2 separate regions of the Homo sapiens genome follow, and region 2 is linked to region 1. A link is a contact called in ENCODE Hi-C or POLR2A ChIA-PET data. All regions are on one chromosome and are shown on one strand. The core of a region is the stretch at or near the end of the contact, and the rest is flanking DNA. Distances in the headings are between cores, read along the strand shown. Region 1 overlaps COL24A1 (collagen type XXIV alpha 1 chain). Region 2 has its middle 26 kb from the start of CCN1.

Region 1 (5,876 bases), core at 2,150-4,649:
AATGCTCAATGTTGCTAATCATTAGAGAAATGCAAATCAAAACCACAATGAGATACCATCTCATACCAGTCAGAATGGCTTTTATTAAAAAGTCAAAAAATAACATGCTGGTGAAGTTGCAGAGAAAAGTGAACACTTATACACTGCTAGTGGGAATGTAAATTAGCTCAGCCACTGTGGAAAATAGTCTGGAGATTTCTCAAAGAACTTTAAAAGAACTACCATTCAACCCAGCAGTCCCATTACTGGGTATATACCCAAAGGAATATAAACTGTTCTACCATAAAGATGCATGCGCATTTATCTTCAGCGCAGCACCATTCACAATAGCAAAGACATGGAATCAGCCTAGATCTCCATCAACAGTGGACTGGATAAAAAAAAAAGTGGTATGTATACACCATGGAATCCTATGCAGCCATAGAAAAAGAACAAGATCATGTCCTTAACCAGCAACATGGATGCAGCTGGAGGCCATTATCCTAAGCAAATTAATGTGGGAACAGAAAACCAAATACCACATGTTCTCTTTAAGTTGGAGCTAAACCTTGAGTACACATGGACACAAAGAAAGGAACAATTAACATCAGGACCTACTTGAGAGTGAAGGGTGGGAGGAGGGTGAGGACTGAAAAACTGCCTATCAGATATTATGCCAATTACCTAGGTGACAAAATTATCTGTACACCAAATCCATGTGACACATAATTTATCCACATAACAAACCTGCACATGTACCCCTTGAACCTAAAATAAAAGTTAGATAGAAAAAATAAAACATAATACTGTGGTTACTGTGGCATGCGCCTGTACTTCCAGTAACTCGAGAGGCTGAGGTGAGTGGATTGCTTGATCCTAGGAGTTCAAGTCCCGCCTGGGCAACATAGCAAGACAATGTCTCTAAATAAATAAATAAAAGTAATATACAAAAATAGGTTCCATTCTTTTTCACCAGCAATGAGCAGTTAGATATTTTTAAATGCAATTTCCAACACAATTAGCCACAAAATTAAGTACCTAGCAATACATCTAAACAAAATATTTGTAAAAATGGTGTGGAAAATTTTTGCAATTAAAGAAATTATAATCATTTATTAAAGAACTAAATAAATGGACAGTTATTTTATATTCATGATAGGAAAACTCAATATTATAAAATTATCAATCTTCTCCTATATTAATGAATACACTTAATACAATTTCAACCAAAATCCCAATGGGATTTTTAATAAAACTTGATTGATAAAAAGTGATTTAAAAATTTGTGTGGAAAACCAAAGGGCCAATATTAAGACAACTTTAAAGAATAAGTTGTGCAGAGGTGGGATGGTTGTGGAGGAGGTGGAAGAGAGAATCTGACCTATCTGATATAACTTATTATTGAAGCTAGAGTAATTAAGTTAGTTAGTGCCATACTCATTCACAAATAAACAAACAGACCAATGGAAATTGAAGATAATGTAGAATCAGATATAAGTATATTTTGAAACTTGATTTTTGATAAATTGATTATGCACTACAGATCTATAAGGAAATGAACAATTTAATAAATGATACCAGTACAATTGGTTATCCAAATGAAAAAAAAAATACTCTCCCTCACACAAATGCGCACGTGCGCGCACACACACAAACACACACCCCGCAAAATTACATTCCAATTGATTAAAGGCTTAACTGTTAAAATCAAAATCTTAAAACTCTTGGGAGAACATTTAAGATAATATTTTATGACCTTATAAGGAAAGGGGAAGCAGTAAAGATTTCTTAAAACAAAGCACTAAAAGAAACAGAAAGAAAATATTAATGACTTTGACTGCATTAAAATTGCAAACTTGTGTTAGTCCAAAGTCGTAATAAACAAGGTGAGAAAATAAGATACAAGCTGGGAGAAGAGATTTGTGATATATGGAATGAACAAAATATAAGTATGTATAAAAACATATACATGTAACTAAATAAGACAGCCCAGTAGAATAACGGGCACAAGATAGGAACCAGAAATTCACATAGAGATATAGATGTCCGATAACTTTATGAGTAGCTATACGTTTTTCCATAATAACCAATAACATAAATTGAAATGATAACATCATTCTGCACCCATTTTAAGTCTCATACGATCAAGCATTATAGGAAATATGAAGTAAGTGGAACTCTTAAACATTGCCATTGAGGATGTAAATTGGCAAAATCACTTTGGAGAACAATTTGACAATATCTGATATGCTTGAAGATGCATGTATCCTACAACCCAGCAATTCAATTCCAGGGTACATACCCTATAAAAACTCTTGACATGAGCACATAGAGACAAGTACAGAGTGTTTATTCCAGCATTGTCTGTAATAGCAAAAGAAAGCCACCAAAACATTAACCAACGGGAAAAATACTTAAGTTGTGGTTTGATAATAACATGGAATCCTGTAGCATTTTTTTAAGTAAATGAATTAAAGACACAGTAATTTCAAAACAAAAATGTGTTAAAAAGAAGTTTCAGGAGAACACATAAAGTATGATACTGCTTTTTAAAAATTTTTAAAGATACAAAATACATATTACTTGGGGATACAAATGGAGTAAAATTATTAAGAAATGTGTAGGAACAATAAAATTCAAGACAATGATTGCACCTGAGTAGGGAAAAAGGGTGATGAGTTTGGATAAGTATATGTTTAATGTGGGGCTTCAATTATATGTATATATATATGTAGATATATATATATATATATACACACACACACACACATAGACATACACATATATTGGTTCTATTTCTTAAAGTAGATGTAGGTAAACGGGCTTTCATTGTACCTTTTAACATCTTTACATGTACTTAAATATTGTGTAATACACTTTTAATAAACAGCAGAAGTTAATAACGACTAGCATATTTTGAGCTCTTCATCATAAGTCTAGTCCTTTCTAAAGTTTACATGCATTCTCTTATTTGCTCTTAGTCTTTGAAGATGTTCTTTTATACCTCTTTTATTTAACAGGAATCTGAGGCCTTTAGAAATTAAATAATCTACCTACGGCTGTATAGGTAGGTGTTAGGTGCCAGAGCCAGAATATGAAATGGGAGCAGTCTGACTTTTAAAAGCTCACACCTTTAATCTCTATGAAGATTAATCAGCCTCTTTTTGAAAGGCCTCATTAACTTCAAAGAAGTCCTCAGGTTAGTGCAACTACCATTTCTACCTCTGGATGCAGCTATAACTACAGCAATAGAGCACAACAGCTTTGGCCTCTAAATTCAGTGATTTTCTGAGGCTAGAAGAGCATTTTCTCAGGAGCATAGGGTATGAGTCATTTCCTTAGGTATCTGTTTATTCGTTCAACAAATATTTATCTAGAGCCTACATAGCACAGTGGTAAACCACAAGTTATTTCTTGTCTACATCATTTTTGCAATTTGCCAAGCTTTTGGGACACAAATTTGAGATTTCTATTTTCATTTCCAGCGAATGCAGGGAATGTTGTGATTAATTATTAGCCATTTTAGAACTTGCAACCTGGCTTACTGTGGAACTCACTTAAGCCTAACCATTGTTTACCTGAAAATTCATATAGTGCCCCACTTTTACTTAAAAAAAAGTGTATATTGAAAACTTTTAATATACTTTTAGCTACACAAAGGACAAATTGAAATGAAAATATTATTTTTAAGTTTTATATGATTACCTCCTTTTTCTCTCTGTATTTCCTTCTTTTTTTCCCACAGATCAACGAATATCTCTTTAACTCTTTCTACTCCAGTGAGATTTTGAGATTTTCTTTGACCACGTACTAGACACATTGAAATTTTCCTTGACCATGTACTAGATGTATTTTATACTCTGTACTTTCTTTCATATGTGTGTGGAGACTTCATTGGATAGGCAGAAGTCCTGTACTTTCCACAAGATGCTGAGCTCCCAGTAGCTGATAGAAATGCTGAGATGGATGCCTTTGGGTTTATACTTTTTTATTTTAGTTAAACGTGTTTTACAGCCTGTGACGTAGAAGGCATGGGTTAACTTTAATTACATTCTCTCTAATTAAAATGGGTATACTGAATCTAAGTAATGTTCCACCTAGAATAATGAACAGTGTAATTAAGACTCTCTTGGCCAGTTTGTGCATGTGAACTTTATAGCTAATAACAGCTACACCTCTAAGTCATTGTGACCTCTTTTTAAATGATACAAACCTAATAATGTGAAAATTAACCCTCATTTTTACTTCTCGTCCAATCCAATCCAGTGATTATCTGATAGAAGTATTCAAATACTCCATCTCATCTTTTCTTTAACCATTTATTTCCTTTTTTATATTGAATATTTTAGGGACCTGAAGGAATTGTGGGAATTCCAGGGCAAAGAGGTCGTCCAGGAAAAAAGGTAATTTTTTACATCTTCTTATGCAGGTTTTCTTTCTTCTGATGTGCCCAGAACTCCATAGACTGCTGTAATGTTTTTAATTTGGACTAGATAGTAAAGTAGTAAAGAATTATAAATGTTGCTTTAAAAGATACATTTATATAAATTAATATTTAATTTCAGTTAGGAGTACTTATTATCGTGATTATTTGAAGGCAAATTTTCCATTTTGTAGTTTGTAAAAAATCTTGGCTTTTCCTTCTTTCTCTTGTTTGCCAAAAATTCTTTTAGTAGACCATGGGCAAGAAGAAAGATAAAAGGAAAATACTATACCATTTGTGCTTTTCAATGACAACTTTAGTAAAGTATTTGAGGGAAGAGAATGTAACTATAATTATTTGTTGTCAATGTGTTTTTCTAAGTTGGTTTTATTTTTTCCATATATGAAGAACTACAAATCAAGAATATTTTTATTTGCTTACTTTATATTTTACTAAAAATATTTTACTAAAATCAACATTCATAGTGAGACAGTGCAAGTCTTTGTATAATAACAACCTGCACCCCTGGAAAAATAAAATAAAGCCTCTTAGCTGTTATGAATCCCAAAAATTTCCTGTCCAACTGTGTTCACAGTAGTTTTTCTTTGTATCTTCTTGTTTATCAATAATAGAACAGGTTGGTTCTCACTTAGGAAAATGAAGAATAACACAATGTTGTTTAAGAACAGCTATATTTTGGTGCTAAAGAAAGGTCAGTTTGTTGGCTGGGCGCAGTGGCTCACACCTGTAATCCCAGCACTTTGGGAGGCCGAGGTGGGCGGATCGCTTGAAGTCAGGAGATCGAAACCAGCCTGGCCAACATGGTGAAACCCTGTCTCTGCTAAAACTACAAAAATTAACTGGACGTGTTGATGGGTGCCTGTAATCCCAGCTACTTGGGAGGCTGAGGCAGGAGAATCGCTTGAATCCAGGAGGCAGAGGTTGCAGTGAACTGAGATCTTGCCACTGCATTCCAGCCTAGGTGATATAGTGAGACTTGGTCTCAAAAAAAACAACAACAAAAAAGAAAGGTCAGTGTGTCTAATAGAAAACAGAAGATAATTAGTTTTCTGAAAGATGTAAAGTGATGTAAAAATGTTGCAGATTTTTCAAGGCATACTCCAAGCCAATGAGTGATGATCCTGAATGTACAGAACTGCACACTGGAGCTCTTTTTGTATTGAACAGACCTTGTTGCATTGAAATTCTCTATAGAAACAGACTTTCCAAAGAGCTTATGATTTCTTATAGTAACAACACATACATGCATACTTACATACATATATAGCAAAATTCAAAAGTAAAAAACGGTTATTTGGATTCAACATGAGCACCAGATGCCCCCTGCTTGTTTGGTCAAAATTTTTATTTTATCTTTTTCCAAAATTACTTTTATTTTTAAAATAACTTATATAGTGATGGTATGTTATTGTTGTTAATAGTGATCTGTAATACTGTTAACCAGATAATCCTC
Region 2 (5,868 bases), core at 1,438-3,937, 240 kb after region 1:
ACCTCCCCATGTCTCCATTTCTTTGTTTCCTTATCTGGCAAGTCGGGTAGTATTAGTACCACCTTAAGGGGCTGTTGTAAGAATTAAATGAAAGAATACATGTAAAATGCTTAGAATAGTCCTTGGAACATAAGTGCTTAAGAAATATTATCATTATTGTTTTTTATTATATGTTGTGAAGTAGGAAAGCAAATTACAGAATTATCTCTGTAATACCATCCCCTTTATACTTTGTGGGGAGAATACATGCATATGTGTGCATGCGCACGTACCTAATGTACTCACGCATCCGTCATGTATTGATCAAATACTGTGTGCTGGACATTGTGCTAAGGGTTGGGCAGACACTGGTGGTGTCAGGGTGGAGAATGGTGATGGTGGTGGGGTTGTTTAAATAGAGAAGTCACAGGAGACCTCTCTGAGTAGTTGACAATTCCGAGAAGGTTGTAGCAGCCATGAGGGAGCCATGCAAAGAGGAGAAGAGCTTCCCAGACAAAGGCGGTATCATGATGTGAGATGCCAAGTTGGAAGGCCTCTTGTGGGTGAGTAAAAAAGAGGATTGTCAGAGGAGGTTGGAATATACATAGGCAATTCTAGAAAGATGGAGAAGAAACTGTTAATAGTGGTTTCCGCAGGGAAGTATTCAGGGAGGTGTGGGAAGGAGGGTGTGGAGTGGAGAAAAGGAATTTTACTTCTTACTTTATTCCCTTCTCTACAGTTTGAATTATGTACCATAAGGATGTATTTTGTCATTAGAAAAAAAGGCTGGTTAATAAAAAATTGAGGAACCTTAATCATTAATAGTAAGAAATCTAATAGCCTTTCCTTCTTTCAAGAATCACCTCATCTCAACTCTCCAGTTACTTTTCATGAAGCGAGAGTGTAATGTCATTTATATCTACTCATTGGTCTGAAAGTAGGGCAGAGGTTACCTTCTGCTATCTATTCAGTAATCTTTTTCTTTGAGTCAGTAATGGCTTCTTCTAATTCCCTTCTGTGAAACTCCTGAACCATCTTTTCCACTAGGACTATTTTTACTCTTTTTTTAAGGGATTTCAAATTCATTTAAGATTCTTACTTTGGGTCACTGCAATAACAGACATATGCAGGAGCAGCTACTCAGCCTTTCCAGTTGGAGTAGAATGGGGACAAGGAATGACCAAAAGAGACTGAGGTCAAAGGAAGAACTAAAGCACTGTCCCTCAAAATGCATTCTGGAAGCTCCATTGGGCTGGGTGCTTTACTTCTCTGGATCTCCCCTGGGGTCCCCAGAGCCTTACTAAAGTTAGGGTTTCTCTGTAGAGTGTTCTGAAAAGCAGAGAAAGCTTTTCCTTGTCCAAATGGAATCCCAGCAGTGGTTAAGATTGCTTAGACTCATACCCATGAATCAAGGCAATGGATGATGTCTTCTAGGACAGATGTCAAAACCAGCTCTGAGGCAAGGTGCGGTGTGAGCAGGGAGAGGGTAGGCTAGATGTCTCCTAGCATTTTCAATCCTCTAAACTGAGCTACAGTCAGAAAGGAGGAAAACAGAGCATCTGATCTGTCTGTGGCCTGCCTCACTGAGAATTTCATTGCCTGCACGGCAGCAGGAGAAATAAGGTGAATAACACCAATTTGAAACCCCATGCTTGGCTATGTGTATGCCCATCCCGTACTCCAAATATCTCTCCTGCATCCCCTTTGTTAATTCCCTGGACATTTTTATAACTGTTTCCAACCGGAAGAAGTGCATGAATTGATACTTTGGCATCAGGCTAGATGTGCCACTCGGGTTTCTTCTCTCCCAAGCTGCCCCTCCTGCTGTGTGTGTGTGATGTCTAAAGGCCTCCCCATCTGGACACTCACCCACGGCATTGGACATTTTCCTTTCAGGTTTATCCCACGCAGTCCTATTCCAGGAATGCCTCCTCTTCCCCACACCACTTAGTGTGTAGACAACTCACTCTGCCAACAATAAGCAATAGTATGAACAATAAACTAGTATTTATTGAGCACTTATTATGTGTCAGGCTGTATTCTAACTACTTTATGTGGATTAACTCACTCCCCATCCAGTTCTCTGAAGAAGGTGTGGTTATTGTCTCTGTTTACAGTTGAGGAAACTGAGGCACAGAGTGGATGCTTTCATGGCATTTCTCTTCTGCCAGTGATCTCCACTCTGTGAGCGAGCCAGCCAGTCTCTGCGTTTAGCCAGCGCCTGCCACAGGGGTCTGGCTCTTAGTGAATGATTGCTCCTGGATCTCCCAAACTCTTCATATACTTTCACATCCTGAGCAAAAAAATGCTTCCCAAGATTCCTCCTGCCAGCTCCATCTGTGAAACTTGTGGGCCGGTATTTGAATAAGAATGACTAAAGGGGGAAGAGGTTTTATGAACTTCAGACTGTGAACTCAAGGAAGAGAGTGAGTCAGGCCTCCACATTCCTGAAATACTTTCAGGAGGCTCAGTGACCTCAGACAATAAGAACCTGAGGCAGAATGTCCTTGGGAGGCCCCCCACCAGGAAGAACGTGAGGGCAGATGCTCTGCTGTGCTGCCTTCTGTGGTTCCATGCGCAGTGTGTGGGTTGAAGGAAACCACTAGCCAGAGGCCCAGGCCTACCGAGAGCGCTGCCTTGGTTTTGCCCAGGCTGACTCCTCTCCCTGGAATGCTTGACCCCAAATGCTTGTGAGCTTGTCATCCCAGACTCAGCTCATGTGTCACCTCCTCTGTCTGCTACAGGTAGAAGAGGCTTTGTGGTTGGGACACCACAGGGAATTGCGCTTGCTTCTCTCACTCCTAAACGCCCTAGAAAAACATTGCTTTCAACATGTGTGCCCAATACATTCTTCATACCTACTGAGGTTGGCAACAGCTCCAAGGTTGAGGAGTGAGCCCTGTGCCGGGGGTGTCAGATGTGGGTGCTAGTTCCATCTCAGGCCTGGGCCTTGTAACCTCCCACACCTCAAACTCTTCCTGATTAAAATGATATGTTTTGATCTACCTCTCCTACAGATGGTGACCTTCTGAGGTACAGAGACTTTTAACCCAGGCGCTATTTTCAGAGCGGAGCAGGCACATAGCTATTCAATAAGTTTAAATAATTACAAATCTTTCTCCCCAGCTTCTATCTCCGTCCATCTCTTTCCTCACCAAGCTTAAACCCATGATTGGTATGAGGTGCAACCATCCACAAAGGGAAAGTATCATCCGCTAATTTTTTTTAAAGGTGCTTTCTTGTGTTTCTCATGTGTGCGTGCGTATGTGCATACATGCATGACTGTGTGTGTGTGTGTGTGTGTGTGTGAACAGAGCAAACGAGAGGCTGCACTAGGCTGAGCTCACCACAGGGGTGAATTGTAAAGAATGAGTCTCACCCAAGATGAAAATGTTACCTCAGGAATTCTTCCATGATCTTTGAGCAGGGAAGGAGTGAAAGGGTATAGCTGGGGCCCATCCTATGGACTGAAAAGCTGAGGGAGCACATTCAGTCAAGCACATCCTCCAATAGCTGCACCACTTTCCAACAGAAACAAGGGAAGGGTGGCAGAAGAAGTAGAACTAACTAGGCTGTGGGTTACTGCCCTAAAGGCCAAGATGTAAAGCCATAGAGAAAAGTGCTTTCAATTGTAGGCTCGTGAAAGCTACTGAGATTGGTGACTGCACCAGTGCCAAGGAAAAAGCCCTGCCTGGGGGTGGCAGGTGTGGGTTCTAGTGCCATCTAGTGCCATGCCATCTCTGGTGCTAAGGAAGTTGGTGGGCTTGGCCGTGTCGTATAACCTCCCGTGTCACTTCATGTGGATAGTGAAGATATTGGGTTGATGACGGGTTTAACTGAGGTTTTGTCACTCCTGCTCACCTCCCCTGCTCTCCTGTGTCATCCACACAAATGTTGTTTCTGCATTGGCCAATCTGGGACTCGTCCTTGCCTCCACTTTCACCCTCCAAGAGAGGAAGGAGGGAATGTGGGTAAATGCAGGTGCACACGGCACACATTCCATCAGGCAAATGGGAGTTGAGTGACATAAAGAGTTGGAAGTCCACTTTCAGGCTGGACAGGGAGGTCCTCTTCCTCCATCCCGTCTTTACCTCTATTCTTGCCCACCAGCCCAATCCCTGCAGCCCTGCCCAGGGCTGGTCTTTCCCTCATTCTGGCTGAGCAGTGGAAGTTGCCTGAGGAAGCTCAGTCCTGCCATCCCAACCAGAGCTGCCCTGGTTCACTTTGCTGCACCTGCCAGACCTCCCAGGTAGTTAATGATCCCCTGGGCAGAAGAGCCTTTTAATAATTTACCAGAGTAGATAAAGAAAAAAGCATAGTTCTCTACTTGGAGGCCAATTACACTGGCAATCCAGACAGTATAGATGGAGTTAAGACTAACTTCAAGTTCAAACTCAATTTTTTTTTGTATGGGAACCCTGCCTTATAGCTATTTATATGAAGTCTTATCAGAACCTTCATCCAGATATTTAAACATCCCAGCCCTACTGTATGATCAGCACTTTCGGGCTCCTTCACTAGTCAGGAGAACTCACTATATAAAGCAAAAGAAACCAAAATACCCTAGAACAAAATGAAATTTAAACACTTAAAGAACTCCAGAGAAAGAAAAGTGATTTTGCATTGTCTAACTATTTGAGTTCCTTATTAGAATTTGAAAAACACTCTTCTGCAGGGAATTATATGTTTCCTTGAGTCAAAAGTAGACTCAGAGCCAGTATGGTACAGTGGAAAAAAACACCTCCTTTGGAATTAAAGAGACCTAGGTTGAAATCTTGCCTTCAGCTAAGATTGAGACTAAGAAACTTATTGAGGCTCTGTGAATCTCATTTTTCTTATCTCTTCAGTGGGAGCAATAATTCTGTCCTTGGGATTTTTATATAAATTTTAATCATGAAAAGAAAAACCTAGGATACTGTAGACAGTAAATGATGTATCATTGTCATCACCATCATCATGGAGCCCATATCCTGAAAAATTTGAATTTTTATAAAGATGTGAGCAAAAATCTTCCCTCTCAAAAGTGTAACAATGACATCTAATAAGGATAAATGTGGTAGACTGTGACATTGGCAGTCCCCAGTGAACTACCTCCCAGTGTCTATGGCTTTATATAGTTCCCTTCCACCTTGATGCTGGGCTTGATCATGTGACTTGTTTTAACCAACAAGGTGTTAGTAAGTTTGGAGCAATCAGAGGCTTAATAGGTTCTTGTACATCGAGGCTTGTCTTCTTGTGACACTCCCTCTTAGAAGCCAGCCCCTTGGCTGTAAAGAAACTCAGGGTAGAATACTGAGTGATGAAAAGCCACAAGGAGAGAGACCCCAGAGGATGAGGAGTCATTTGGAACATTCTAGCCCCAGCCAAGCTCCCACCTGCATGAGTGACCGCATGAGTAACTTCCCAGCTGAACTTCATCAACCAACAAAATTGTGACAATTATAAATTGTTGTTGTTTTAAGCCACCCAATTTTGGAAGGGTTTGTTACATAAATGTCAGGTCCTAAATTTACATTAAGGAAAGTCAACACTACAAGTAGAACTGACAGATTCTTCTTATAGAAGGTCACATGAAATAGACCATGAGATTGCAGTTAACCATAAACATTGACATACTGCTAAGAAACTACATGCAAGCTTACCGTACTTACATTAAACAGATGTACTGGTTGATTGACCATACAGTTATTGAGTGCCTGCTGGCTCCTAGGTTTTGTGCTGGGAGCTAGTAATACCAAGAAAGTTAAAACAATTCTCCTATACTGTGTTGTCTCTTGGATTCTGAAATTTACATCTGCCCTTTAATTCAGCTTGGGGATTGGGGGTTGGGGGTGTGAGGACCAAGAGAGCAAGAAAGTAAGTGCTCATGGTTCAGGAGGGAGGGTGGAT

What was found. A loop is a pair of places that touch in the nucleus more often than their neighbours do. ChIA-PET counts read pairs that join two places held with the same protein, here RNA polymerase II (POLR2A). Pooled maps may share reads with other maps.
Region 2: a map of PC-9 shows a loop between it and region 1 (12-fold over the local background). The contact joins two enhancer-like sites. A Hi-C loop is called at or near these places in 5 of 168 maps with a recorded cell type or tissue (Calu3, IMR-90, PC-3 and 2 more) and 3 of 50 pooled maps. POLR2A ChIA-PET finds 5 or more read pairs at or near these places in 1 of 52 experiments (IMR-90).

What each region holds. Positions count from the first base shown.
Region 1 is chr1:85,847,859-85,853,734 of GRCh38, reverse strand. It overlaps COL24A1 (collagen type XXIV alpha 1 chain), which reads left to right. Exons shown (of 60, transcript NM_152890.7): 38 at 4,329-4,382. Among named protein-coding and RNA genes, the nearest start is that of ZNHIT6, 140 kb to the right of the region's middle. Within about 2 kb of position 3,399, at least 4 of the 41 ENCODE cell types and tissues checked have a DNase peak (open chromatin) inside an H3K27ac peak, as active enhancers do; they include PC-3 and PC-9, where a contact is called at or near this core.
Region 2 is chr1:85,604,055-85,609,922 of GRCh38, reverse strand. No RefSeq gene overlaps it. Among named protein-coding and RNA genes, the nearest start is that of CCN1, 26 kb to the right of the region's middle. RefSeq lists enhancers at 1,678-2,543, 1,751-2,950, 2,544-3,408. Within about 2 kb of position 2,687, at least 10 of the 41 ENCODE cell types and tissues checked have a DNase peak (open chromatin) inside an H3K27ac peak, as active enhancers do; they include PC-3 and PC-9, where a contact is called at or near this core.